Regions from separate parts of the Homo sapiens genome. Here regions 2, 3, 4, 5, 6 and 7 are each linked to region 1. A link is an interaction called in ENCODE POLR2A ChIA-PET data of the cell type or tissue named here. Cell type or tissue: MCF 10A. All regions are shown on one strand.

What was found. Peaks named below come from ENCODE experiments on the same cell type or tissue, not always from the same donor. Only the 100,000 strongest peaks of a DNase experiment are listed, where the experiment ranks them.
Region 2: POLR2A ChIA-PET joins it to region 1 with 14 read pairs; 24 of 35 experiments call an interaction of 5 or more read pairs at or near these places.
Region 3: POLR2A ChIA-PET joins it to region 1 with 13 read pairs; 8 of 35 experiments call an interaction of 5 or more read pairs at or near these places.
Region 4: POLR2A ChIA-PET joins it to region 1 with 17 read pairs; 5 of 35 experiments call an interaction of 5 or more read pairs at or near these places.
Region 5: POLR2A ChIA-PET joins it to region 1 with 12 read pairs; 24 of 35 experiments call an interaction of 5 or more read pairs at or near these places.
Region 6: POLR2A ChIA-PET joins it to region 1 with 10 read pairs; 4 of 35 experiments call an interaction of 5 or more read pairs at or near these places.
Region 7: POLR2A ChIA-PET joins it to region 1 with 20 read pairs; 24 of 35 experiments call an interaction of 5 or more read pairs at or near these places.

What each region holds. Positions count from the first base shown.
Region 1 is chr1:24,200,068-24,204,067 of GRCh38, forward strand. LINC02800 (long intergenic non-protein coding RNA 2800) reads left to right here and starts at 173. Exons shown (of 3, transcript NR_027087.2): 1 at 173-324; 2 at 2,397-2,532. In MCF 10A, a CTCF peak has its summit at 1,973 (motif pointing right); DNase peaks (open chromatin) are centred at 2,104 and 3,604.
Region 2 is chr1:24,377,900-24,381,899 of GRCh38, forward strand. It overlaps STPG1 (sperm tail PG-rich repeat containing 1), which reads right to left. Exons shown (of 9, transcript NM_001199013.2): 5 at 1,754-1,924. Among named protein-coding and RNA genes, the nearest start is that of STPG1, 34 kb to the right of the region's middle. In MCF 10A, no CTCF peak of the experiment used is centred here; a DNase peak (open chromatin) is centred at 2,182.
Region 3 is chr1:24,363,676-24,367,675 of GRCh38, forward strand. The region is part of intron 7 of STPG1 (sperm tail PG-rich repeat containing 1); the gene reads right to left. It also overlaps a transcript of GRHL3 not described here. Among named protein-coding and RNA genes, the nearest start is that of GRHL3-AS1, 44 kb to the left of the region's middle. RefSeq lists enhancers at 1,142-2,341, 1,544-1,838, 1,603-1,652. In MCF 10A, no CTCF peak of the experiment used is centred here; a DNase peak (open chromatin) is centred at 1,746.
Region 4 is chr1:24,292,647-24,296,646 of GRCh38, forward strand. No RefSeq gene overlaps it. Among named protein-coding and RNA genes, the nearest start is that of GRHL3, 25 kb to the right of the region's middle. In MCF 10A, a CTCF peak has its summit at 2,265; DNase peaks (open chromatin) are centred at 1,855 and 2,395.
Region 5 is chr1:24,392,313-24,396,312 of GRCh38, forward strand. The region is part of intron 2 of STPG1 (sperm tail PG-rich repeat containing 1); the gene reads right to left. Among named protein-coding and RNA genes, the nearest start is that of STPG1, 19 kb to the right of the region's middle. In MCF 10A, a CTCF peak has its summit at 212 (motif pointing left); DNase peaks (open chromatin) are centred at 159 and 1,819.
Region 6 is chr1:24,284,592-24,288,591 of GRCh38, forward strand. No RefSeq gene overlaps it. Among named protein-coding and RNA genes, the nearest start is that of GRHL3, 33 kb to the right of the region's middle. RefSeq lists enhancers at 1,509-2,107, 2,108-2,706 and a silencer at 2,148-2,442. In MCF 10A, no CTCF peak of the experiment used is centred here; DNase peaks (open chromatin) are centred at 840, 1,830 and 2,170.
Region 7 is chr1:24,383,737-24,387,736 of GRCh38, forward strand. STPG1 (sperm tail PG-rich repeat containing 1) reads right to left here. Exons shown (of 9, transcript NM_001199013.2): 4 at 166-267. Among named protein-coding and RNA genes, the nearest start is that of STPG1, 28 kb to the right of the region's middle. RefSeq lists an enhancer at 784-833. In MCF 10A, a CTCF peak has its summit at 1,644 (motif pointing right); DNase peaks (open chromatin) are centred at 665 and 1,615.

The sequences.
Region 1 (4,000 bases):
AGGCCTAAGGATGTCTGCTGAGTTGAGACTAAGGTGTAGTGGGTGATATGTTTGGCTGTGTCGCCACCCAAATCTCATCTTGAATTGTAGCTCCCATAATTCCCACGTGTTGTGGGAGGGACCTGGTGGGAGACAGTTGAATCATGGGAGCAGTTTCCCCCATACGGTTCCCATGGTAGTGAATAAGTCTTATAAGATCTGATGATTTTATAAGGGGTTTCCCCTTTTGCTTAGCTCTCATTCATTCCCTCTTGTCTGCTGCTACGTAAGACGTGCCTTTTGCCTTCTGCCATGATTGTGAGGCCTCCCCAGCCACTTGGAACTGTGAGTCTACTAAACCTCTTTTTCTTTGTAAATTACCCAGTCTCTGGTCTTTATTAGCAGCATGAAAACAGACTAATACAGGGGGTAAGGACACGTGGAGCAAGATTGGTTACTACATTAGTCCAGGGAAGACAATGGTGGTGGCAGCTGTGAAGGTGGTGAGACGTGGCTGGATTCTGGATATATTTCAAGGGGAGAACCAGTGAGATGTATTGAAAGATTTGATGTCAGGGGTGAGAGAAAAAGGAGGTCAAGGGTGATACTAAGGCTTTTTGTCTTGAGCCAACAAAGACTAGCGGTGCCTTTTACTTAGTGGGGAAGATGGTGGAGGGATGGTTTGGAGGTGCAAATCAAGAGTTCCATATTTAGACATGCTACATTTGAGATGCCTTTTAGGTCACCGAGTGATTGAGTAAAGACAGAGGTCAGAAAACTGAGCCTTAGGCTGGGCTCGGTGGCTCACGCCTGTAATCCTAACACTTTAGGAGACTGAGGTGGGAGGATCACCCAGGAGTTTGAGACCAGCCTGGGCAACATAGGGAGACCCCATCTCTACAAAAAACAAAACAAGTTAGTGAGGTGTGGAGGCACACATCTGTGGTCCCAGCTACTTGGGAGGTTGAGGTAGGAGGATCACTTGTGCCTGGGAGGTTGAGGCTGCAGTGAGCTGTGATCACACTACTGCAGTCCACCCTGGGCAACAGGGCAAGACCCAGTCTCAAAAAAAAGATTTAGCCTTGATTCCTTTTCTCAGGGTCCTATAAGGATCACAGTATACAATAGATTGGACTAGATCAGAGATGAAAACATAACTCACACGCATGCGGCCACATCCCTTCCAGTGCCGCTGGCAGATATCACAAATTCATCACAGCACTCAGGAATCCTCTCAACCCAGAGCTCTAGGCAGCCTCTACCAACCAAGTGGAGATGATACAAAAACGAAAACTCTCCATCATCCTGAACTGGTTGAGATACCCAAGAATGCGGTTAAAACCATGGGCTTGGGCCGGGCGCCGTGGCTCACGCCTGTAATCCCAGCATTTTGGGAGGCTGAGGCAGGCAGATCACAAGGTCAGAAGATTAAGACCATCCTGGCTAACATGGTGAAACCCTGTCTCTACTAAAAATACAAAAAATTAGCCGGGCGTGGTGGCGGGTGCCTGTAGTCCCAGCTACTTGGGAGGCTGAGGCAGGAGAATGGCGTGAACCCTGGAGGTGGAGCTTGCAGTGAGCCGAGATCGCGCCACTGCACTCCAGCCTGGGCGACAGAGTGAGACTCCGTCTCAAAAAACAACAACAACAACAAAAAACCATGGGCTTTTGGGCTAGAGAGGCCTGGGCTGCACAGCTAATCTTGCTACCAGCTAACTTGAAACCTCAGAAAAAAACTGTTTCTCAGTTTCTTCATCTGAAAAATTGGATTAGTAATAGTTCCTATTTCATAGGGCTGTTGTGAACATTGAGATCATCCAATAAAATTATTTAGCACAGTGCCTGGGACACAGTCAACCATCAATAAAAGTGGCAGCAGCAGCAGTAATAGTTGTTGGATGGTGTTACTCCAGCTTGAACATTCCAGATACATCCGTCTTACATTCTGTTTCTGACATTGGACAAATAGTGTAATGTTGGGGCTGTCCAGCAGGAGGCACTGCTGACATGTACTTCTCTATTGCCCACAGAGGTCCAGGAAGTGGGAGGCAGTTTTCCCTGGAGCAGTGTTCTCTGATGATTGCCCTGGCAGAGGCCTAGACTTTTCTTCCTGGTACAATAAACCAAGCTCTTGGCTCCTCCCAGACAGCAGTGTCTCAGCTTTCTTCCTGGGACTGGTCCTCTCTTCTCAGATCCAGTTCCTGGCCTCCTCCTGCTTATAGCCTCCAGCCAAGCTGCTGAATCTGGCAACCCAGGCCCTGGCCAACCTTTCCTTCTTGTCCAGGCCCCTAGCGGCCGCCAACTTCCCCAAAGCCAGCAGGCACGTGCAGGACATGCCAGCTTGGAATAGGTTTCCTGCGCCCTCTCTCTTCCCCCTCAACTCTGTAAAATCCCTTTTTTTGATTCCTCCTCTTCAGAGATGGAGCCGGGCAGGACTAACCCTGCTGTGCAGATGGAATAAAAGGCAGGGACCTGTTCCACGATGCTCCCAAGCTCAGATCACAGCGAGCTAAAGGGAACCTGGGAGGTGGGTCTCCTAAGCCTCAGGCACAGGTGAGTCACTCGCCACTCAGACCACACTCATCTTTCAGACTCAGGTGTTCACTGGGGGCTCAGTGGGCATCTTCTGTCTTTCGGCCCTGTGCTGGGCACAGGGCTTGACTAAGATGGAGGGAGACCGTGCTGAGCCTCGGGAGGCTGAGACACGGGCTGGGCCTCGAGACGGGGAGATGGGGGCTGAGCCTCAGGAGGCTGAGATGGGGCTCGGCTGGGGGATGGCTGCTGTGGATCATAACAGATAGACAGTTCTACCTACCCTGTGATAGGGGATGGGCAGCCAGGGTGCTGTCAGAGGACAGATTTCTGGATGCTTGTGGAGACCCATGAAACCACAGGCTCCCTAAAGCACGTGTCTTTTTAAAAGGGTCCATCTTGGATCCATCTTTCCCCACACTCACCGTTGAACATGATTCTCCAGCCCTCTATAGCCTCAATATCCCTCTCTTGGCCAAATAGAATCTCTTTCCTGATTCCCCCATCCCCCGCCAGGGCATACATCCCCACCTCCCACACACCCCTGCTGCCCACACATCCCTGCTGCCCACACACCCCTGCTGCCCACACACCCCTGCTGCCCACACACCCCTGCTGCTTAGCATCAGGTGAACTTCTGGGAAGGCCCTGGAAAGGGCCCAGCAGGTGGGGGAGCAGCCTCTGAACCACCTCCCTTTCTTCCCCGTGCCCTCCTGCCTCAGCCACCATCTCCTTCCATGTACCCCTCCCTTCATTCTTCCTCTTGGCGTGGCATCCACAGCCTACAGAATATCTGTCCCTAGCCCTTATCACTGTCCACTCCCAGCCTGGGTTTTGCATAAGGAAGATGCCAGGACTTATTGCTTGATAAACTCCAGCGTGCCTTTGCCTCCCTCCCTCCCTCCTTCCCTCCCTCCTGCCTACGAAATCTGCAATCTTTGGCATGTGTTTGTTACACGGAATGCCACCAGTGGGTCATCAGCTGTCACTGTGAACAAACAAGAAAAAGAAAATGCAAAGCAGGCCGCTGCTTGGTGTGCCGGTGCCCCAAACCACAATGGCACACCTGGTGGTTTTCGGTGGAAGGCGGCCTGGGTTCAGCCCACGTGTTGGCCTGGGGACATCGCATGAGTCAGCTGAGGTGGATAGTCGTTCTTATTTATGGTGATTAAAAATACCTCTGTTTTTCCTTTACATAAAAACAATACACATTAGCTGTAGAATAATTAGAACTAGAAACTTTGGCTGCAACAAACAAAAACCAAAGACGTACCTGTAACGCGCCCCCCCGCCGCCCCGACCCCCACCCACTCACGCACCTAGAAATGATCACTGTGAGCTGCTTGGGAGGTGCTCGCAGACCACATGCCTTTTTTTTTTTTTTTCACTTATACAAAATGAGCTCATACTGTACATATTGTTTTATAACCTGCCTTTTTTGTTGAACAATATATTGTGAGTAAAAACTGCTAACATTTCATTAGACTTA
Region 2 (4,000 bases), 180 kb after region 1:
CTTCTTTATACTGGGAACAAGATAATCCACTTTATGGATTCACTTGTGAGTATTAAATATGATTAATACATAACTCTTAGACCAGCACTTAGTACATGAGAAGTGCTTCATCCTCCTCCTCCTCCTCCTCATCATTTTCAGGCTCTGATTATGCCGAGGGAAGACTGCCTGGAGTTGGACTGCCCAGTATAGTAGCCACAGGTTGCATGTGGCTATTGGCCCTGGAAACGTGGCTGGCCCAAATTAAAATGTGCTGGAAGAATAAAACACATACTGGATTTTAAAGACTCACTACAAGGAAAATAGTCTTCCTCAAATATAAAATTCATAACTTTTATATTGATTAGTGTTGAAATGATAATATTTTGGATCTGTTGGGTAAACTATATTACTCAAATTAACTTCATCTGTCCCTTTTTCTTTTTAGATGTGGCTACTAGAAAATCTTAAATGAGGCCGGGCACGGTGGCTCCCGCCTGTAATCCCAGCACTTTGGGAGGCCGAGGCAGGTGGATCACGAGATCAGGAGATTGAGACCATCCTGGCTAACCCAGTGAAACCCCATCTCTACTAAAAATACAAAAAATTAGCCGGGTGTGGTGGCGGGTGCCTGTAGTCCCAGCAACTTGGGAGGCTGAGGCAGGAGAATGGTGTGAACCCAGGAGGTGGAGCCTGCAGATTGCACCACTGCTCTCCAGCCTGGGCAACAGAGCAAGACTCCGTCTCAAAAAAAAGCTTGAATCCATCATAGAAGGTGGGCAGGATTTTTGTAGTCAGAAAAATAATTATTAATTATCAATATTATGAAGGAAAAAAGGAAATGGTATAATAAATGTATAAAACCAAAATAGTTTGGAAAATGGCATAACATTAATGTCTTAAGTACAATTCATATCTTGCGCACTTCAGAGTGCTTTCACGTTCGTTGCCTTATGGTAACCCTGTAGGGCAAGTAGAATTGATTCCATTGTACAGTGGGGGCTGTGACTTACTTACTTGCTTGTATTTAAGGGTAAGTAAATACCCTTCATGTACTAACAAAGACAGCCCTACCAATCTCCATGTATTGTGTGGTCCTTGTGTGACTGGTGCTGTCCTGGGCATGAAGCATACATTATCTCATTTAATATTTGCATTAACACGATGAGGTGAACATACATCACCATTTTACAGATCAGTAAACTAAGCCCTGGAAAGGTTAAGGGACTTGCCGAAGGCCGCACAGTTAGAAAGTGGCAACAGATGAGAGCTAAACCAAACCTTCCTGAGTCCATCTCTTAACCATCCATGCCATTCTGCGTCAGTGAATACAAAGCGATCATAATTGGCACAGCAGGGCACGACTGTTAAAACACCTATTTTCTGATATGAAAGTTTATTTTCCCTAGAAGAACCTAAAAAGTAAATCATTAGTGGCTGCAGACAAAGTGGTAAATAATACACCCATTGTTACAGATGAGAAAACTACGTCCCAGAAAGGTTACAGGACAAGAGTAATTAGAATATGTGTTTCTCAGGGCAGTGGCCTCCCCACAGCTTGATACTGGCCTCCATGTTGCCCATCCTGATCTCTGGGGTCTGCAAATTCCCTGTAAGAGTCTTGTACAGCCTTAGGCACCCATTGGGTAGTCAACAAATGCTAACTGGCTTGACAACTGCATTAAAATACGATGTCCCCAAGATCCCCTCTTCCTTTTATTTTAGTAAACCATTAATTCGATCTGTATTTAGCAAGCATAGGCAGAGTTCTTACATTGTAATAGTTTGGTGCAGGAGTTTCAAACTTGAGAGCTTTCATAAAGCTTGGCAACTGGAACATGCTGGAACACGAATTACTAAAGTCTCTCTTGGAAATAAAATCCGATGGGATAGTGTATGCATTCGCTGCAGGGTATTTAGAAATGATGGTGTCCAATCGGGCGCACTGTAAGGAGACAACCAAAGGAATCAGCATTGTCACATAATATTGTGGATCTGAAGGACAGATGTCAAAAAGATGGTGACCAGCACAAGGTCTAAATGCATTTTATAAAAGGCGAAACTCTGGCAGTAACAATGATAAACTGACCTCAGGCTTTGAGGATCTTCCCTTGGAAAACGCAAGTTCAGACCTGTACTCGCTTCTGTAAACTAACTCAAATTATTCATCTTCTGTTTGGGACTTGGCAAAAATGATTTTGCCATAAATGCATTTCCACCCAATCCTGTTCCAGGCCACTTACCCTTGACTCATCAGCTGTTGGGTAATTTATGTGATAGGAAGCTTTAGATGCTCTTCTCAGCCTAGGCTTTTCTTCTGAGTAAAATCTCACATCTTGTTTCTAAGGTTAAATGATCTGAACTGCCTAAGCAACGAGTTTGCTTCAAACAAAGCTCCAGGGGGCTTGTTGTCCATCTGTGCCTCCTACCCTCCACCAAATTACTGTTTTCATCAAATCCTACAGTATTTTCACGGTTTAACAGAACCAATCCCACCCTTTCAGGAAGCCACGATAAATTATCTTCAGTTAAAAAACAAACAGAATCAATGTTTGTCAAAAGAACAGGGACAAAAGTCACAGAAACTCAGTGATAACATCACTTTCCCCTAAGATAGCATGGCAAGTATTGGAGTCTGATAAAACAAAAAATTTCCCACTATTTAATGGTCAAAAGCTTGAGAACATTGCCCTGGATTTTCTCACTTGATAGGAATCAATAACTACACAAACACAGAAAGTGGGTGAGCCAAAAGGAAGGCATTAGGGCCCCCCTACTTCACTCTGTGCTTGGTGGTGACGGTCCTCAGCGTCTGGTTTATGGACCCCCACTAGCATTTGGGGGGGTGTAGCACCAGAAGCGGGAGTGTTCTTGTCCAGAGCCTAAGTTGTTCAGAGCCTAACCTGGGTTCAAGCCCCAGCTCAACCCCAGCCTCTTCAGTAATGGGAAGTTAACTCCAACGCTGATCTGTTCCTTGAGTATCCAACTCTGCCAAACTCGAATTCTAATAAGAAGTGGCTACATGCAGTGTGTAAGGATTTGCTGATGCTCCTAGAAGTAAGGTCACCCCAGCTTTGAACGTGCTTCATCTTTTTCATTCTGGCCAAGAGTTAACCAATACCTTTGGTGGGTTTTTGTGTTGAATCCTCAGGACAACCCTGAGCAGTGGATCTTATGATTATCTCTACTTTACAGATGAGGAAGCTGAACTTCCCCAGCTAATTCAGGCGGAGGACCAGCATTCCTACCCAAGCAGTCAGCCTCCACTACATGACATGGATCAGAGAGCCCATTCTAAAGGGGAAAGGGTTGAGCGACATGGCTCTGGGATAACAGCAAGCCCATTCAATCATAGACTCTTTTTTGGTTTAGAACACCTACAACTTACATTTTGAAAATGAAAAAACTTCTTCCCAAAAAAGTCCCAGTAGAGGCAATGTTTTATAAAGTATCGTAATAGAATTAGTCTCAGAATGTGGCTACAGTAACACTCACTCACCAACACTACACACCCCTTGGTTTACTTGCCAGGCCTGTGGCCTCCAATCTGGCCAAATGCCGGCATTTATGAACTTCTCTCCAGCACCTACTAACTTTTCTAGAGCCACTCCTGCCAGCATGCAAATACAGAGAGGCCATCAAACTCTCCACCCACCTGCCTCATACACTTCTCCTAGTCAGTCCTGTGGAAGATTCTGGAGCAAAGATTTGGAATATACTAATAAAGCTCTTTATATCATTCAGACTTAGAGAGATGACAGGTCTCTCAAAAGGTTGGGTGTAGTTGTTTCAACAGTCATGAGGAAGTTTCTAAAATTTATAGACCCACAGAGTTTTTTGGTCAGCCTCACCCATAATCACATTCCTACTGGTCATTCTGATCTTTCTCTGATGAGAGCTACTTTTAATTCCCTCTAAGTCTTGGGATGCAGAAGCGGAGGAGGTGCTAAAGGTGAAAGTTACTGAAAGAGGCGGTGGGGTGGGGGATATGAAATTCTCATCCAGTTCACACGGGAATGAG
Region 3 (4,000 bases), 160 kb after region 1:
TAAAATAAAAAACTGCATTGAAAGCAGAGAGAAAGAGACAGAGACAGAGGGACATTAATTCCAACAAGATGAATCCAGAAATCCATCCAGAAATCCAGAAAATCTTCAGGTGGGGAAGAGCATTTCCAGCAGAGGGAACAGCAGGAGCAAAAGCATGGAATGGGGAAAGCTGTAGCTGTTATGGCAGGAATTGGGACACAAGGAGACAGACGCTGAGCACCTAGACTGCCTTCAACCCTCCATTCACCAGTGATTTCCTGGGTTGTTCACTTGCTTCTGATACTCCCCACTTACAAACCCTGATGAAAACTTAAAGGCAAGATCTATTTATGGCCTCTCAATCCAGCCTAATCTCCCATGTCCTGCTGCTTCCGTTTTACCTTCCAGAAACACCCAACACAACACAGTTCAGCAACTCCATGCCTTTGTCCCTGCTGTTCCTTCTGTGAGAAACACCAACTTTCCCTGCAAACTCGAATTCAATTCTTGACGTTCTCACTTTCTTCCAGGGAAACTTCTCTCCTCCACCCACGCCTGTCTCGCCACCCCCCACCTGACTGTCTTGAATGTTCCCATCCTGTGACTCAAGTGAGGAACATGGGTTTTGGAGATGGATTTTGGAGGCAGAGGGACCTGGATTCAAATCCCAGCCCCACCACCGTCAACAGCCTGCACTTCACTGTAAACTCGGAATGACACACCCACCTGGAGGAGAGGTGGAAGGACGACGGCAGGTCACATCTGAGAGCTCTCAGCTCAGAGTATGTGGCCCCTGAATACATTCTGGCTATTACTTTGCATTTAAAATGTTGCATTTTCTATGGCTTTTACTTGCCTAGCTCTTTAAGGGAAGGTATTGTGTCTTCCTCAGCTTTGAGGCCCCTAGCCCTATCCCGGGAACATTTGCTGAAGTGCAGAGAAAAGCAGAGGGCTGGCAGCATGTAAAGGAGCCCAGGCATCTGAGGCCCACATGACAGTTTCATCCTCATCCAGGGCTGGTCCCTCCATGTCGAGGTGGGGCTGACAAATCACAAAGGTCAGGCTGGATCAAACCCAGGGCAGCCCACAGTGCATTGTGACCAGGGCTTTTATGAGCCTCATTGCTCAGTTATAAAAGCCAACCTGGCCCTGCCCCGTGGAAAGAAAACATCTATCAAAGGCTCTGAGTTGGCCACAACTGGATTAAGTGTGTTTGCAGCTTCCAATGTGAGCTGTTTGCAAATCACCTAAGAATAATGAATGTCTTAGAGGACTCAGCAGGCCACTTGGGGAAAGCATCTGAGACCCTCCAGACACTCCCAGGCACACATTCACTCGCCTCAGGGATTCCCAGGGTTGGGAGGGATAAAGGGGCAATTTTTCTCATCATTAAAGGGCAGCCGATTGCCTCTGGGGTGGAATGCAGTATCTGTTTAACAGGGTAGCGGGTGACAGATTACAGCTGCTTGGGAAGAAGCATCCCATATCTAATTGAAAATCCCAGGGGAAGTTAGGGTGGGTCCAATCTAATTACCAAAATTGGAGTGGGGCCAACGGGGCTTGATTTTTCAGCTCTAGCTGTGACAAGACAGCGTGTCTGTGCAAATCCAGTGGCTTAAAACTCCAGGAAGCAGATCAAGGGTTAGAAAAATGGCCCTGAGTGTTGCACCTCCTTGCTGGGGAGCATGAGTTGGAAGGCATTGCCTAGGAGGAACTATTTTGATCTCCAAAACTCTCACCCTGACTCACCCTAAGTGATTGAGTCATCACTGTGACGGATATTGAAGACCTCAGAAGCGAAACCTTGGCTGATACTTCACTTTGCTTCTGAAGACACCCTGGAAGCTGAGAAGTCCTCTTAGCTTTGAGTCAGCAAGGTGGCCATGGCCAAGGAACACCCGATGGCATGACCTTTAGCTAAGGAGCTCAGAAATGCCAGTGCTAACAAACAGCCAGCCCCAAGCACAGCATCCGCCCTGCGGGGCCACACTAGAAACCCTAGGAAGACACAGAGGACCCGCTCACCTGCTTTGATAAAAATACAAGTTACCATGTGAATTTTGTGGGTTATCTCCTTTTATCCTTACAACCACATTATGAGGTGTTCTTATCCTGGTTCACCAAGGATGACTTTGAACCCACTGGGAGTTAAGTGACCTCCCTTCCCCCAGGCCCACAGGGCTGGTGAGCAGGGAAAGTGGAGGTTCCATGGTACTGACTTTGGGGCCTACGCTAATCAATCCACTGCCCACGCTGCCTCCATGGCCTCTTCAGGGGACGTGATCAGCCGTTCCCTGCCCTAATGGTGGCCTCCTGAGCTTTGGTCATATCCAGCCATCCTCTCACGGCTGGGCTTTACATTTTTTGGCCAGTAACATGAGACTAAAAACTCCAGGGAGAATTCATATCTGCACTGATGCTTCCTGCACCCTGAAGAAAGCAGATCCAGAAAAGCATTTCTGTAGCTGTAACTCTGCCCAAGAATGGGAAGCCCATCAACTCCAACCCAAGACAGATGAGGGCAGGTCTCCCCCTGCATGGCACGCGTGTGTTCCCGAGAAAGAAACATGGCGGCAAGTCACCGCCGCTCCACGTAGCCGTGGAGAGCTAAAGAGGATTAGTTCTGATGTGGACAAAGTCCTAAGGGAAGGTGCATGCAGATGGGGTCACCTCAGGGGTCTACTGACCTCAGGAACCCGTGTAGCTCCTGTCCCTCTCTTCCCTCCAGGGACACAGGAGAAAACAGAACTGGAATTTGAGAAACTGGATTTTGGATATTTCCTCAACACTCTGATATTCAGCTGTCTTTTCTTTTCATTACATCATTTTCTTCATCATTCATCGGGAACAGATAAATGTTTTTTTTAGAATAGTCCAAAGCCTACCAGTCTTATCTTCTTGCTTTCCAAATAAAATGATAAATTTCTTAGCTTCATCTTTCCCACGTTAATTTTAAAATACATAATCTGGACCTCCTCTGTGGGTCCAGGCTGGCTCCACGTTCGTTGTCCCCTGTGTGCTCTCCTGAGTCCATGGTGAGCAAACCTGGGATTCTGATGTGTCAGAAATGCAGACACCCTTCTTTCGCTTATAGAGAAATGAAGACCCAGAGAGGTGCCCAGAGCAGCCCCAGACCACAGAGCCAGCTATACAAATGTCGTGCTATAGAGCCTGGGGCACCATCCCCTCATCAGGGTGAACCCAAGTTTAGGAGACAGCGGGTTAATAGGTTCCTTTACTGCAGGCCTTCTCAGAGCCTTTAAGATGCCTGTGCAGACTGCGATGTTCTCAGGGGCAGAGGGTTACGATGCAGTGCTTCTCAGACTTATTAACCAAAGACCTTTTATTTGTGAAGCATTGACAGAGAGCCAGCGAGCCCTAGAAGCCCCAGACACGCAGTCCCGCTGCACTGCCCAGTGGGAAGACGGCCCCATGGGTTGTACATGGCCATACACCCCTGGGGCCACCTAACCCGGCATTTTGCTGCAGGCTCCTCCACCTGGCTTCGAGGCTGTTCCCAGATGAGGTTGGCTGGAGGCGTGGTGTCCTGTTCACCTGAGCCTCCAGTACAGAACTAGAAATCTATAGAGTCTGCTGACTGACAAATGCAAACGCCATAAAATAAGAACGATCTCAAACCACCTGTTCAAACTTGAGCAAAAGCCAGAAGATATTTCTCCAGATAAAGCAGTTAAAAATTGAGCATCCTCCACTCTTATGTTATTTCACCATTTTCCTTGAAGAAGCTTCCAAATTTGGGCTGGGGGCTTGAGCTGCCATGCCAAATAACAGCTGTATTGTATAATATAGCCTAGTAGGTCTATAGGATATACAATAACCACAGCTATCATTATAAGGGTAATAGCTATTTTCTTTCTTTTTGAGACCAAGTCTTGCTCTGTCACCCAGGCTGGAGTGCAGTGGCATGATCTCGGCTCACTGCAACCTCCACCTCCCCGGTTCAAGCAATTCTCCTGCCTCAGCCTCCTGAGTAGCTGGGATTACAGGCGCCCTCCACCAC
Region 4 (4,000 bases), 93 kb after region 1:
TCATGTCCTACTGAAAAAAGACCCACTGGCCGGGCGCGGTGGCTGATGCCTGTAATCCCAGCACTTTGGGAGGCTAAGGCGGGCAGATCATGAGATCAGGAGTTTGAGACTAGCCTGGCCAACATAATGAAACGCTGTCTCTACTGAAAATACAAAAAAATTAGTCCAGCATGGTGGTGCGCACCTGCAGTCCCAGCTACTCGGGAGGCTGAGGCAGGAGAATTGCTTGAACCCGGGAGGCGGAGATTGCAGCGAGCCAAGATTGCGCCACTGCACTCCAGCTTGGGCGACAGAGCGAGACTTCATCTCAAAAAAAAAAAAAAAAAAAAAGAAAAAAAAAGACGCACTGCAGTCAGAGTGTAGGCCAGTCTGGTATAACGATTTGAGCATGGGTCTTGGCGCCAGATCCTGGCTCTGGTCTCTGAGCCTCAGTTTGCTCATCTGCCAAATGGGGATAATAACAGTAGCTCGTGGGGTAGAGAAGGCTTGTAATGTAGAAGTTAAGTGTGTGCACAGGTCCAGTTGCCCTGCTTTGAGACCTGGCTCCCTCATTTTCTAGCCCTGTGACCTTGAGCAGATTACTTCACTCTATGTGCCTTGGTTTCTCCAGCTGTAAAAAGGGAGAAATAATAGTACTCCCCTCATAGGCGTGGATAGTCATAGACGTGAAATGCTTAAAACAGTGCCTGGCACATAGTAACTGCTACATATGTGTACCCAACTGATACCATCCCATGGGGCTGTTGTGAGGATTAAATTAGAATATAAATAAAACGTGTCCAGCCTAGGGCCTGGTATACGGTAAGAACTCAATTCAGAGGAGCTGTTATTTAATATGACTTTGGCTCAAATTCAGCATGTTACATATGTGCTCCTAGGGTGGGAGGAGGGAAAAAAACCTGGGCAGAAATTCTAGGCCTTGCAATCTCACTCTGCGATCTCCTGTGAAAGGGGCCGCAGCAGCTTCTGCATTTGGGTGGGTGCGCCACGGTGCAGTTCTGGGTGTGTCCTGCTGCCTGACTCAGACACAAGTGCCCTCTCCCACCTGTCCCCCACCCATCTCCCACAGCACCCTGTGCCTGCCCATCCATGTGGTGATTAGGCCTGACCCCGAAAGCAGCAAGATTCTATCACTGCCCCAGGGCCAGGGGTGGCAGGAGGGGTTATAATTATGGGTTTCATCGAAATTGTGGAAATGGCAAACGCTGCTTTCTGCGGCTCCTCTAAGGGCCCTGCTGGGGCCCTCCCCAAACCCTCCCACCTGGGTGCCCCCAGAAGCCGGCACTCCCAGTCCATGGCAACCTACAGTTACAGACAACTTATTACAAGTGTGCTAAGCGTTTTATGTGAAGAATCTCATTTAATCCTCACAAACGGTATTATTTCCCCCATCTTACAGGTGAGACTCAGGAAGGCAAAGTGACTCACCCTAAAGTATGCGGCCAAGACAGTCTCCAAGGACTTTCTGGCTCTTTGGCCCGTGATCTTAACCTCTACCTGAGTTTGTATCAAATATGGCACCAAAATGTGGTTGTAGTCCTACAGTTAGGGAACTGGGCCCCGAGTTTGGCCATGGCTCTCACCCTGTGCGATCTGGGCAGTCACGTCACCTCTCTGAGCCTAGGTTTCCTCTTGAGTTTAGCATGAGGGCCGGAGGAGGAAACGTGTGTGTCTATTAATGCCTGGGATGGATAAGGCTCCATAAGGGTCAGCTACCATATTCTTTTGCTGTTGTTGGTACTGTTAGGCTTTATTGGTGGAGTGATGAAATCACCGTCTACACAGACACAAACATCAGGGCATTGGGAAACCTCTTCGTACTGGATGTGCCACAGGCGAGATTTGATCATACATTCTCCAATTTCTTCCAGATCCTGAGTCATGAAAAGGTGGGCTGAGTCATGCCTGGGGCTTCCATTTTGCTTATACTGAGCCATTACGTTGTGAAATCTTTAGTAAGTAGCAGGAGCTTTAATGGAAAGCAAATTAAACTCATCCCCCAGTTTGCTGGGGGTGTGGAAGCCCGTCCGGGAAGCTCATAGTGATCATAGCATGGAGCCTGGAGCTCTTGGAAGGAAAGGGGTTTGAGAAGTCCTAGGTCTTCCTCCCCGCCTTTCCTTTTTCTTTTTAATAATGTGTTTTCTTCAGCCTGTGATAAATGACTGGGAGTGGAAGATGCCCAGTAGGGGGAGGGAAAGGGAGGGATGTTGTTTACTTATCTGGGAGCACATCGCCAAGACAAAGCTTGGAGTTCTAATACTCTCCAGTGCGTGACCCACTTCCCTCTGTGGCCCAGAGCAAGTATCGCCCTGATTTGCTGGTGACTCTGCAATAATCACCTCCCTCAAACTTCCACACCTCTCCCAGCAAGGCAGGAAGGAAACACCACGCCTGGCCTTGGGCAATCCCAGGGACCAGCCAGGATTCCATTAACCCCAGAAGTGAACCCTGGATTCCATTGGTCAGGCCCCACCCCCCAACTTCGTTGGGCTTCCTTGGGTAATTTATGAGCTTCTCCACTTTGGCTGTTATTATTCGCCTCTTGTTAATGAGCAGGCTTAGGGCATTCAGGATTTCCTTAGTCAGTGATTCCTCCTTCTGGAGTAGTCTGTCTTTGGACTTTTATAGGTCGTTAACAGCCTTGCAAAGTCTGACACTGTACCAGGCAACTGGGTTTCTTTACTGGAAAGGAAAAGGGGGAGGCTGAGGGACGGATGGAAGCTACTTCAGGTCAAGGGGGGCTCTTGCTCACCACAGGACATAAGCTCACCATTTTCTGTCCCAAGGGGACAAACACGACACACGCGGCTACAGGGGACTGAGGAGATTTTGTATCTGCATTCATTTTAAAATGGAGAGACCTGGAAATTGGCCTCCAAAGACAGCAAAGTAATGTTTCATTCACTGCTCTTGGGGGCTTCCTATTTTCTGAGGTAAATGTGTGCAGTTGCTTTCCTGGAAGGCACTTTTTCCTCAGCCTCAAGGCCTCTCCAGCTGAGGTGGCTGAGGGAAGGCCTGGAGTGAGGGGATAAAGTCACGGTTGACAACAACACCCTTCTTTTCATTCCTCAGCACTTGACACACTGGCACGCTTAATAAAACAGGTGGCAGGCATGGTGGGACCAAAGTGCTGATTCAGCCATGCCACTTGCCTTTCATCTTGGGCTTGGACTGTCGAACAGACATGCTTAACAAGAAGAGGTGGAGGAGTTTATCCCCTTAATAAGCCACCCTGAAGTCACTGTGCGGAATCATGTTCATCTCTCAGGATGCTGCGGGGGAATCATTTCTAGTTACAGAGTCTTAATAATTTGCCCAGTGGGCTTAAGAACTATTGATACATTCATTAATAACAACAAAATCTATTGATACATTTTTTGGAAAAAAGCAAGCTTAGGCTGGGCGCGGTGGCTCACGCCTGTAATCCCAGCACTTTGGAAGGCCGAGCCGGGTGAATCATGAGGTCAGGAGTTCGAGATCAGCCTGGCCAACATGGTAAAACCCCGTCTCTACTAGAAATAAAAAAAATTAGCTGGCGTGGTGGTGGGTTCCTGTAATCCCAGCTACTCGGGAGGCTGAGGCAGGAGAATCGCTTGAACCCACGAGGCAGAGGTTGCAGTGAGCTGAGATCGCGCCACTGCACTCCAGCCTGGGTGACAGTGCGAGACTCCATCTCAAAAAAAAGAAAAAAGCAAGCTTATAAAACATAATATCTTGTCTGTGATTCCATTTTTGTGAAAAAAAATCTACTATGGAAAGAATAGGTTGGAAGGTTTTAAAATATCAGCATTGAATGGTGGAGTAATGTTTTTAAATTTTTAGTTATTTATTGCCTTTGGTAATTCTGAAAATTTTCTCCCACAAACATATATTACATTTGAAATAAATAATAAAAGTAAACCCCTGGATATTTCTGGTAAATCCAACCCCAGCTTAGCTTAAAATTGTCTCCCAGATTCAGACAAAAATATCTCAAGGTCAGTGGCTAATTTCTGCTTTT
Region 5 (4,000 bases), 190 kb after region 1:
CTTCCACAACTGCTAGAACTTGGCAGCATCTGTCTGCATAGCAGGTTGATTATAGACTCTAACCTGTAAGTGTAATGGACTCTGACTCCAGTTTTTTGATGTTTGATGGCTGATAGCTCTTCAGCTTCACCACTCCCTCATTCCCTTCTGCCCTACCACTGGGCAAGCGGATGAGAAAGCCCAGAGCTCCCTCCTGTGGCACCAGCTGGAAGTTCAAACCACGCAGACCCCTGCCCTCAGTCCAGCCTCGCTTTCCAACCATAAGAAAACCCCCAAGCCAGGCTCCTTTCCCTGCTCTCTCAAGCCATTATTGGATCAGGTTAGGAAGGCTGTGCTGCTGTCCTCAGAAGGCCTCACTATGTGGGTGATAAGCCTTTTCCTACACTCTTCATGAGCGTGTGTGTGGCACCGTAAGTCTTGACATCCAAACCAAATTTTGGGTGGGGGGGTGCATCCTGACTCTGTAGGCTGTTCACAACAGTAAGCCAAATTATTTTAACATCAGAATCCTAACCTTCAGAGAGGAAATACGCGCAGAAATGGGGGAAAAAAAACAGTCAAGAGAAGGAAAGAAGAAAGTATGTGTTAGCCATGACAGAGGGTGGTTTGTATGGAAACTATCAGTAAGGCTCATTTCTTCATCTCTGAATTTTTTTAAAAAACAATACTCCTTTTCAGAGCAGGAAGCCTGAAGACAACAGGGACCCCTCAAGGGGTACAATCATGAACCAGCTTCACAGTTGAGGAAACTGAGGCTTAGAGGGATTAAGTTACTCATCCGAATCACCCAGCACTTAAGCGGAACAGGTAGGGTGTGAACATGATTTGCCTAATGAGTCCAGGCTCTTGAGCTCTGAGCTGTGCTTCCTCTTCCTGAGCTGGCCTCTAGTAAGTGCTCAATAAACACGATGGGGAGAGGGACACTGAAGCCTAATCTGCCTGGGTGGAGGATGAAGCAAGTAAAAGGAGCTGAATACGTGTTTAAGTAGAAAATATTTGGGGATACCAATATACAGTAAATGTATTCTTCTCCTCCCCTCCCCATTTAAGTAGATGAATGGCTATGTTTTTGGTTTGTTTGCTTTAAGAGAGCTATACAGCAAATCAAAAGGCAGAAGCAGCTGCAAGACTTCCTGGCTTTTGTTTCTAAAAGCCTAAGCCTATAGAACAGCTAAGAGAGTGTGCAGAGGAGGCAGTAAAAAGAGAGTTATTTAAAAAAGGTTAAAGGAAGGACATTCTCCTGGGGAAAGGAGAGGTTTCTGCCTGACTGGAAAGGAGATCCAAGGCTTCTGGCTATAACAGAAATGCATGTGTCAGAGCAGCCCTCTTGATGAAACAATTTAAAAAGTAGAATTTTTGAAAAACACTCTGGATGACTGAACTCCTATTTCTTACCAAAACAGGACTAGATTTGCCCTCCCAGCTGGAAAAAAAAAGTTAAAAATGGGCAAGATATATAAAGCAATCAAGATACTGGACATCAGGCAACAAAGGACAGGGATCCCTGAGAGAAGCAAAGTAAATGAGGTTGGCAATAAGATGGTCCCCAGCTTTCTGCCAGGAGAAAATCTCAAGACCACAGCACAGGAAGAAGGGATCCAGATGGAGCCCCGTGGTCTTCCTGAGTTGAGGAAATAGATCTGGGAGTCCAGAAAGACCAAGACAGCTAAGTTCACAGAGCAGAGTACCAGAGAAGAGAGAGCTACCCAGATGGAGAGCTATGGAGCTCTGCAACGGGGTCCCCTGAGTAAGTTCCTGGGTATTGACCAACACATGGCATGAGAAAACTACCCAGGGCTGGAGAAGGAACCGCCTGGCAGAATTCAAGTGAGCAATCCCTGAGGCTTCCACAGGGCCGGGAATAGCTCCTGTTTTCATGAGTCACAGCGGGAAAACCTCATAATTCATGGAACATAGAGTATGCAGGAGGGTTTCGCCTCAGAAATGGGGCAAAATTACCCCTAGACTAAATACTGCTCTGGTTCCAGCTAACAAAGCTTTAAAGCAGGACCTGAAAAGATCAAACTGTCTCCAAATAATTTAACTGCATCTCAGAACAAAGCACAAGAATATTTATGGGACTACAAAAATAGCACCTAAGAGGTAAAATTCAAAATACCTGGCATTGATAAAAAATTAATAGGAGGAAGAAGGAAAAATATACTTCAAAGTGGGGAGAAAATAAATGATCAAAACCAACTCAGAAATGATACAGATGATAGAATTAGTGGAGAAGAACATTATAACTGCTGCACTAACTGTATTTCATATGTTCAAGAAGCCAGAGAAAAGACTGAACATATTAAGTAGATATGGAAGATATAATGACAAGATCCAAATCGAACTACCAGATGTGAAAACTAAATGTCTGAGATTAAAAATACACTAGATGAGATGAATAGCAAATTAGACATTAGAGGAAAAAAAGATTAGTAAACTTGAAGACCTAGAAATAAAACTATACAAAATAAAACAGAAAAAGGACAAGAAAAAGGATTAGTGAGCTGTGTGGAAACTTTGAGGAGCCTAATATATATGTAATCAGGCTCTCAAAAAAAGAAATATGAGGAGAGAAGAAATAGAAAAAAATAGTTCAAGAAAAAATGGTTGAAATTTTTCCAAATTTGATTAAAAAAACTATTGACTCACAGATTCAAGAAAGTCACTTAACATCAAATACAAGAAACATGAAGAAAATGACACCGTAGGCCAACCATAATCAAATTGCTTAAAAAGTGATAAGAAGAAAATGTTAAAATTGGGCAGAGAAAAAAGACATGTCACATATGAAGAAACAAATACGAGAATGACAGCAGATTGATACTGAAAACAACACCTTTAAGGCAATAAAAGGAAAAAAAAAACCTGTCACCCTAGAATCCTGTACTCAGTAAAAATATCTTCAAAAGCAAAAGCAGAATAAAAACTTTTAAAACTATATAAATATTGAAAGAATCATCAGCAAATGGGAGCTACAAGAAATGTTAAGGGAAGCCCTTCAGGCCAAAGAAAATGATACCAGTAGGAAATCTGAATCACATAAAGGAATGAAGCTCTGGAAATAGTAAATATGTGGGTAAATAGAAAATATAAAATTATGAGTATAAATTGAACAATTTTTTTTTTTTTTTTTTTTTTTAGACGGAGTCTCGTTCTTGCGCCCAGGCTGGAGTGCAATGGCGCTATCTCGGCTCACTGCAAGCTCTGCCTCCCGGGTTCACGCCATTCTCCTGCCTCAGCCTCCCGAGTAGCTGGGACTACAGGCGCCCGCCACCGCGCCCGGCTAATTTTTTGTATTTTTAGTAGAGACGGGGTTTCACCGTGTTAGCCAGGATGGTCTCGATCTCCTGACCTCATGATCTGCCCGCCCCGGCTTCTCAAAGTGCTGGGATTACAGGCATGAGCCACCAAACCCAGCCTTGAATAATTTAAATATAACATTTTAAACATTTAAAAAGTAATGATTACTGGCCGGGTGTGGTAGCCTGTAATCCAGCACTTTGGGAGGCCTCCTCACCAAATTAGCCAGGCATGGTGGCAGGTGCCTGTAATCCCAGCTATTCAGGAGGCTGAATCAGGAGAATTGCTTGAACCCAGGAGGTGTAGGTTACAGTGAGCCAAGACTGCGCCACTGCACCCCAGCCTGAGCGACACAGCAAGGCTCCATCTCAAAAAAAAAAAAATTTATGTAAAGCAAAAATAACAACTGTTTTGTAGGGTTTATACCATATGTACAAGTAAAATGTTTAACAACAATAACATAAAGGCCAGGAAGGGAAAAATAAAAATATACTGTTTTAAGGTTCTTCTACTATATGTGAAGTGTTATAATATCACTTGATGGTAGACCATGATAAGTTAAAGATATATACTATAAACTCTAAAGTATGTAGGGATCAACGAACTTTTTCTAAGGGCCAGATAGTACATATCTGTCTATCTATCTATCCATCTATAGCTATCTATCTATCTATCTATCTATCTATCATCTATCTATCTT
Region 6 (4,000 bases), 85 kb after region 1:
GGGAGGCCAAGGTGGGCAGATTGCTTGAGTCCAGGAGTTCAAGGCCAGCCTGGGCAACACAGACCCTGTCTCTACAGAAGTAAACAAAATTAGCCCAGTGTGGTGGTGTGTGCCTGTGGTCCCAGCTACTCAGGAGGCTGAGGTGGGAGGATTGCTTGAGACCGGGAGGTTAAGGCTACTGTGAGCTGTAACCATGCCATTGTACTCCAGCCTGGGTGACAGAGCACGACCCTGTCTCAAAATTAAATAAATAAATAAATATTATTTCTTCAGAGAGTACCTCAGCCCAGCTCAGGTGCCCAGTTCAAAGCACCCACCTCAGCCCAGTTCAAAGCACACACAGTCCCTTGAATTTTCCTTCTCAGCCTCATCACATCTGTAATTTAAGTAACTCTTTGTTTAACATCTGCCTCCTTGGCCCAGCCCAGGAGCCCCATGGGGGAGGGCTGGGTCTCTGTTGCTCACCCCTCCATCCCGCTCCTCATGCAGGTCTGGCACTTAGTGGGCACTTGGGAAACACGAGTGACCCTTTCAGAACCCAGGAGATGGCCTGTGGATCTGGAACCTCCAGCACCCACGTGAGGCCCTTTGACTTGGCCTCTTGCCAATAAGGTTTGGGCCAAGGCCATGGAGACAGTGGCAGAAGCCTTGGCGTTCAAGCTGTACCCCCCTAGAAATTGGGGTTCAGTCAGTTCCCCAATTCTGTGGTTAGATTAAGGGTGGGCAGGCCCAGACAAGCCTGTTCTGGAGCAGAGGCCACTGGGGCAGGCAAACCCTGAGCCTCACCCACGCTGCTCTGTCTCCGGAGCACACGCAGGCTGCTACATGCCTAAGGAGATGTGGCAGCTGCTCCCCAAACGCAGCTACACCCCGACCTCCATCTTGAGAGAGAGGAGAGCCTGTGGTGTACAGCGTGGCCCCAGCAGGCACCTGTGCTGATGGGAAAACACACAGACAGGCCAACGAATACACGTACGCGCACGCACGTACAGACTCCACTCAGAGGCAACTTCTGGGCAAGGCCCAGCCCTCTGCTGTGGTTTTGTATGGGCCCAAATATTTCTCTTTCTTGATTTATGAGCTGAGGAGGGTGAGAATCCCAATAGGCACAGCCTAGTGGCACAGGGACCTGGTTGTCTGTGTGCCCTGGGGAATTACATTGAGAATAAGGACAATGCCAACAGCGGCAGCTGCCAAAGTTGTCTTTTAAAATCAAAGACTCCTATGTGCCAGGCACCGTGCTAAGCCTTCTGTACATGACCAATATTTATTGAGGGCCCACTGTGCTCCAGGCACCGTGTAAGGCTTTTGGGATACAGCGATGCACAGAGGAGGTATGAAGTTGTGCCCTCGTGCAGCTTATGGTTGGGAAAGGCACGTAGTAAGTGAAACAAATAAGTAACTTATACAGCAGGTTAGAAGGGGCATGTGCTGTGGAGGGAAATAAGGTAGCAAAGGAGGAGAGAGGAGTGGAGTTGGGCAGGGGAATGCTGTGGTTTTGTTTTTTTTTTTATGTTTTTATTTTTGATACTGGGTCTTGCTGTGTTGCCCAGGCTGGGGGGCAGTGGTGCAATCACCGCTCTCACTGCAACCTCGACCTCCCAGGTTCAAGCCATCCTTCCACCTCAGCTTCCCAAGTAGCTGGAACTACAGGTGTGTACCACGACGCCCAGCTAATTTTTCTGTTTTTTTTTTTTTCTTTTTTGTATTTTTTGTGGAGACAGGGTTTCACCATGTTGCCCAGACCCATCTCAAACTCCTGGGCTCAAGAGATCCTCCCACCTTGGCCTCCCAAAATACTGGGGATTACAGGCGTGAGTCACTGTGCCCCACCTAATGTTGTGGTTTTAAACAGCCTGATCAGGCTCCCGGAGAAGGTGACACTGTATCGTCTCAGGTCACCTTCTTAATAAGCTCCTCTGGTCATCACTATTATCATCCCCATGTGATGGCTGAGAGAGCTGAGGCTCAGATGGGGAACAGACGTGCTCAGAGGGTCTCAGTTTGTGATAGCAGAGCTAGGATTTGAACCCAGATCTCCCTGATGTCAAAACGTTAGTTAACCAGCCATGAGATCCTGCCTTCTGGCACAGTGGCCTGCCCCTGCTTGCCACAGCCCTTGGGGTGCAGGCCTTCCAGGACCGGGGGCTGTGTTCAGATTCCATCTGCTGGGTTACCTGCCAGGAGAGGGCAGTTGCTGAGTCTCCCTAGGGCTGGCATTCCTGCTAGGCATGTGTCTCCAAGTCAGACCTGTTTGGGCTGCACAGCCCAGCCCCTGAAAAAGTTCTTTTGTGCTTTCTCAAAGGGCCTCACAAGAGGGTTAAACGCCCTCACATTAGTGCTAATTTGGGGCTGACTTTCCTATTCAGCCAGGGACAAAGCGGTGTTTGCACAAGGACCTGAGGAATGGGACCACACGCACTGCCAGGGAGCGGGGGCTCTGTGCCCACCGCCCTCCGCCCACCCTCCCTGCCCTCGCAGGCCCCTGTTTCTCTCACAGGTAACTGGAGCTCTGCTGGGATTCTGGGTCCTCTGGCTCTAGCTCTGCCCAGAGATCTGAGCAAGTCTTGGCCCCAGTCTCTCCCAGTGAAAACCCTCTATGAAGGAATGGAAGGGCCCATTACAGATCCCTATTGTCATGGACAAGAAATGTTTGTTGTAATGAAAAATAGAAACAACCTAAATGTCAATCAAAGGGGCAAATGGTTAAGCACACGAGAGAACAAACATTCACATCACACAGATATTTAAAAAGAGTGAGGCTGGTCTCTGGGCACAGCAACACAGAAAGCACATACAGCCTGCTGTGAAGCAAAAACAGAAAACTGCAAAAGAATATACACAGTAGGATCCCATTTAGATTCATTTATTTTATTTTATAATTTTTTTGAGACAGGGTCTCACTCTATTGCCCAGACTGGAGTGCAGTGGTGCAATCTCGACTCACTGCAGTCTTGAACTTTCCAGCTCCAGTGATCCTCTCACCTCAGCCTCCCGAGTAGCTGGGACTACAGGTGTGCACCACCACACCTGGCCAATTGTGTGTGTGTGTGTGTGTGTGTGTAGAGACACCTGTAATCCCAGCACTTTGGGAGGCCAGGGCAGGTAGATCGCTGGAGCTCAGGAGTTTGAGACCAGCTTGGGCAACATAGGAACACCTCAACTCTCCAAAAAATGTTTTAAAAACCGGCCAGATGCAATGGTTCATGCCTGTAATCCCAACACTCTGGGAGGCTAAGGCGGGTGGATCACTTGAGGTCAGGAGTTCAAGACCAGCCTAGCCAACATGGTGAAACCCCCGTCTTGACAAAAAAAAAAAAAAAAAAAAAAAAAAAAAATTAGCCAGGCAGGCACTGTGCTGCACACCTGTAGTCCCAGCTACTTGGGAGGCTGAGACATGAGAATCGCTTGAACCCAGGAGGTGGAGGTTGCAGTGAGCCAAGATCACGCCACTGCATTCCAGCCTGGGTGACAGAATGAGACTCCATCTCAAAAAAAAAAAAAAACCTAGCTGGGTGTACTGGTGCATGCCTGTAGTCCCAGCTACTCGGAAGGCTGAGGCAGGAGGATCACTTGAGCCCCAGTGGGTAGACATCGCACCACTGCATTCCAGCCTGGGCAACAGAGTGAGACCCTGTCTCAAAAAAAAAAAAGTATAAATGTGTATGTATGTATGTATGTGTGTGCATGTGTAAGAGACAGAGATAAGTACATTGAATGAAGAACTTCTGTGTTGTTCTATACAGTTGACACTCACTACTTACGGTAGTTCTCCTCCTATAAAGTCACCGCAAACGCTGACTTCCCAAATACAGAACCATTGCTCCTAGATATATCCAAGGTGAAATTCCTGTGAGCCACTGATCACATTTTCATTAACCAAGCAATATGGAACCTTGTTTTATGTGTGATTCTATTAAACACACTTTATTTAGTGTAAGTTGTTGCTTCATTAACATTGACTGCACTGTAATTCATGCATGAAGGAAGCTTATCTAAC
Region 7 (4,000 bases), 180 kb after region 1:
CACAGGGTCCAATTTACTTGCATGAAATTTGAGGAGGCAGTTACTCTCCTAATTAGAACCATAGGCCTTTGGAGAGAAAGGACCAGATGTCCAATATATAATTATGCAATGAATGAAGGAAATTACTGACCAGTTAATGCTTTACTCAAGAGAAGTGGTTCTCACCATTGAGGGAAACATGCAAGTTCCTTTCTTGGACAATGAGACACTGTTGGACACCGGTGACTGGTGAATAACATTGTAGAACCCAGGTCCTGGGATATCATTCTGAAAGGGAAGAGAAGGTGGTGTCATCGAGATACTTCAATTCCATTGTGCTTTTCCACAGGCTTTACATCCATTAACACTAAGCCTTACTGTAATCCCACAGCACAGGCGCTACCACCACTTGGTGGGTGACAGCCTAGCTCCACCATTTCCTGACTTGCCCGATCTTCGTCTCAGTTACCAAGTGGTGGGGCTGGAATTCCAAGCCAGGCTAGACTCCCAAAGCCCTTGCTCTTTCCACTATGCCCTGCCGCATTCCAAAAGAACACAGTTGTTTTTTCAAGTCATTAGAGAAATGGGCCTAAAGTGGGACACTGAATGCGGCTGATGTGCAAGTCAGTGTGCAGTGATTGGGTAAGCCAGACCCACGGCAAGGGAAGGGTGAGCGATTTCATGTTCACCCCACCCCACCTGACTCAGCTTCCTCCTCAGCCTTTCAGAAGAGAAACCAGGGAGTGTTTCTGTTTATAAAGCAAAATGAAACAAAAACAACCTTCAACCCAAACCAGGCCATTTCTAACTCTCAGACAAAAAGAGGCAAGCTCTTGAGGCTCAAGTGCTGAATGATGCAGGCATGTGAGAGAGGAATAAGTGAGAGGTCACTTCCAAGTTCATTTCTGCTGCGGGAGCTCATCGGGCTTTCATTGCATTTCCCATGCTAGTTACCAGGGGGAAGTAAATGTTGACAGAAGTTGGCTGAGTGGTGTGAAATGCTAAGGATGCTCCACTGTGGCAAGAGGTTCCTGGGTACCTGCTTGGTGTCAGAAGCTTTTCAAAGTTGGTCTCATTTTCACCATCAGCCAGTGATGAAGGGATTACTGTCCCCCGTTGATAAATGGAGACACTAAGGCACGTGGAGATGAATTTGCCCAAGGTCCCGCTGCTGTAAGTGGCAGTACCTGACTTCAGTGCCAAGCGCACGGTGTGTGCTGTCTTGTTTACTCCTCACAACAAGCCTTTTACAGTGAGGTATGATCAGGGCTACTTTAAGGAAAGTGAGGCCCAGAGACACAGCTAGTAAGTGGCAAACCCCAGAGCTGAACCGAGACAGCCCGACTCCAGAGCTTGCTGTCTCCAATCTCTGCCACTCAGGCCTGTCCTGTCTCCACCATCCCTACTGCCTTCCTTAGGGTAGAAAGCCCAAGGTACCATCAGTGCCTTCCAGGACTTTCCAGTCTGGCTGGGCAGTGTGTAATTATGGTTTCATATAAGGGATAGGGTCAAAGTGCTGTTAACGGGTTCTTCTGTGCTGACTTTTAAATGCAGTGAGTCCTTTCACCCTTGCCCCATGGGAGGTGACGACAGGGGTGCTGATTCCTGCTTTAGGTGAGAATGATCCCCGGTGGACGGAAGAGGAACTGACTGCCATGGAGAGTGAGGCAGGCAGCAGGAGGCACTGTGGAGCCAGGTACTCCAGCACCCCAGGCCGAGAGCCCAGGAGAACCCTCGTGTTGTGGATGCAGATGCGAAGGGCTATGGGGAGACAAGGAAGAGATTTTTCTAGGCAACTGTTTTCAGGGCAAGCATCAATTTCTCGAGTGCTCATTTTGTGCCATGCACTGTTCTGAGGACTTTACATGTACTATTAGCTCACTTAATCTCCATTTTAAAGAAGTTGGGGCCAAAAGAGATAAGGCCCACATAACTAGTAAATGTCAGAGCCAGAACCGAGGCATTCTGACCACAGAGTCTGCTCTTAACCACGAAACCAAACTAATTCTCAAATGAGATTACATAGGATTAAAAAAATCCCCACCGGGTTATGAATCAGAAATTGTAGTCTCAGTGCTGCCACACGCTAAGTGATCTTGAGCAAGTCACCTCTCTGGGCTTCCTTATTTGTAAGTCCAAGGTGTTGGGCCTTGGGTGCTTTTGAGCTTCCAGAGTCCCTGAATCTAGGAAAGCTGACACAGGAAGTGTCACTGTGACTCTTCTAGGTTTAAATAGTAGATAGTGAAGACACACACCTCTAGCTCCCGGTTATCACCACACTCTGAACCTGACCATCAGTTTGCAAGAATTTTCTGAGCACTCATATGTGTCTGAGGAGCTAGGGGTTCCAGACAAAATGCAAGACCTAAATGCCGGCTCCATCCTACCTGCCCAGTTAAATTAGAATTTCAGATAAACTGCAGATGATGATTTTAGTATATCCCATGCAATATTTGGGACATACTTGTACTAACAGAGTTGCCATTTATCTGAAATTCTAATTTAACTGGACATCTCGTGTTTTCATTTGCTGAAGCTCACAACTTTCCTGGGCTTTAACACACTTTAATTCTGCCACTTTGCATACTGGCTTGAGTCCAAGGCAAATGGCAAGAAGGCTGTTACCACTTAGCCTGGAGGAATGGAGTGCTGCCTGTTTGTTCTTAGTGAGCAAAAAGAGAGTCCTCCAGGCAGCGGCAGCTGGAGCTGGCCAGCGGCAGCTTGTGAGGACAACTGTTAAAAATTCCAAAATGTTGCTGCTGGTGGCTTGAAGTTGGCCACGGTGGCAGTATTTATGTCACAAAAACGGGCAGATGCTACATCTCAGCACTTTTCTTCGAGGAGGGTAAATGGTGGTTGACCAGCACACCACCGCCTTCGTGCAACGCCCAAGTAGGTCTCTGGGAGGGAAATGTCAAGCGTTCTCCTGTGACTTCTAGAGGTGGGCGGATGCCACCCTCAGAGAGGCCTTTCGCCTGTGCAAAAACAGTTCCTGCGACTGACATTCTGTGACTTGGATGAATTTAGCCTCTCAGAGCAAATCCCAGAGAACGAGAATCCAAGTTGTGACTGGTGTGAACTTAGCCACTCCTTGGTTTCTTGGCAAAAACCAAATAAACAAACAAAACAAAAACATGTATGGGGAGGGAGAAGGGAAGAGAACTCGCATTTACTAGTGCTCTAGGGAAGCCCTACCCACTGTCTCCTTTGCTGCCTCTAAGTGTGAGGATTGAAGGGGTCAATACACATAAAGTGGGTGGAACAGCGCCGATGCGGCCCGCCATCATCATCATCACCATCACCATCACCACGCACGATGTTGCCTGCTACTGCCTCCATGGAGCCAGGACCCTCCCTTGGGAGTCACAAACCTTCAGAGTGGGACTGAGCAGCTTATTAGCAGCCTGTTGAAGTGCCCTGCGTGGGATGGGGGCAAAAATGCAATTTAGCGGACACTGATTGAAACCTACTGTGCATCAGGACCTGTGCCAAGGATGGAAGATACAGGCGCAACCTGTTAGCAGCTCACAGGGTTTAGGAATGGGAGGAAGGAGATGTATCACAACAGTGCTCATGGATGGATGTGTGGTCGTGACTCCATGGGAAATGCGCAGATTTGAGTTGGGGGCATTTGATCCATTTTTGAGGGGTTTGTGGGGTCTGGAAAGGACAGCAATGACCACTGCCCAAGGAGCTCCTAGGCAGGTGGTGGAGGTAAGACAGCACACACATTAACCTTGTGTCAAGGGCATAAGACGAGCTGTGGGAGGTGCCTCCACCTCGGGAAGATGCTGGGGAAACAGGGTCTGAGGACCAGGAGCTGCTACCTGGGTTCATCCTCACTCTGCCCAGCCTCCACTGCACCAGCTACTTCACCCTCTTTTCATCTCAGGATCATTATCTGAAAAGTATGGATAATGATGGGATTTAGCTCATGGGGTTATTATGGGGATTAAATGAGGTAATAAATGCAAAGGTCTTTGAGGGGTACCTGGCATGTCATGAGTGCCAGCCCAGTGTT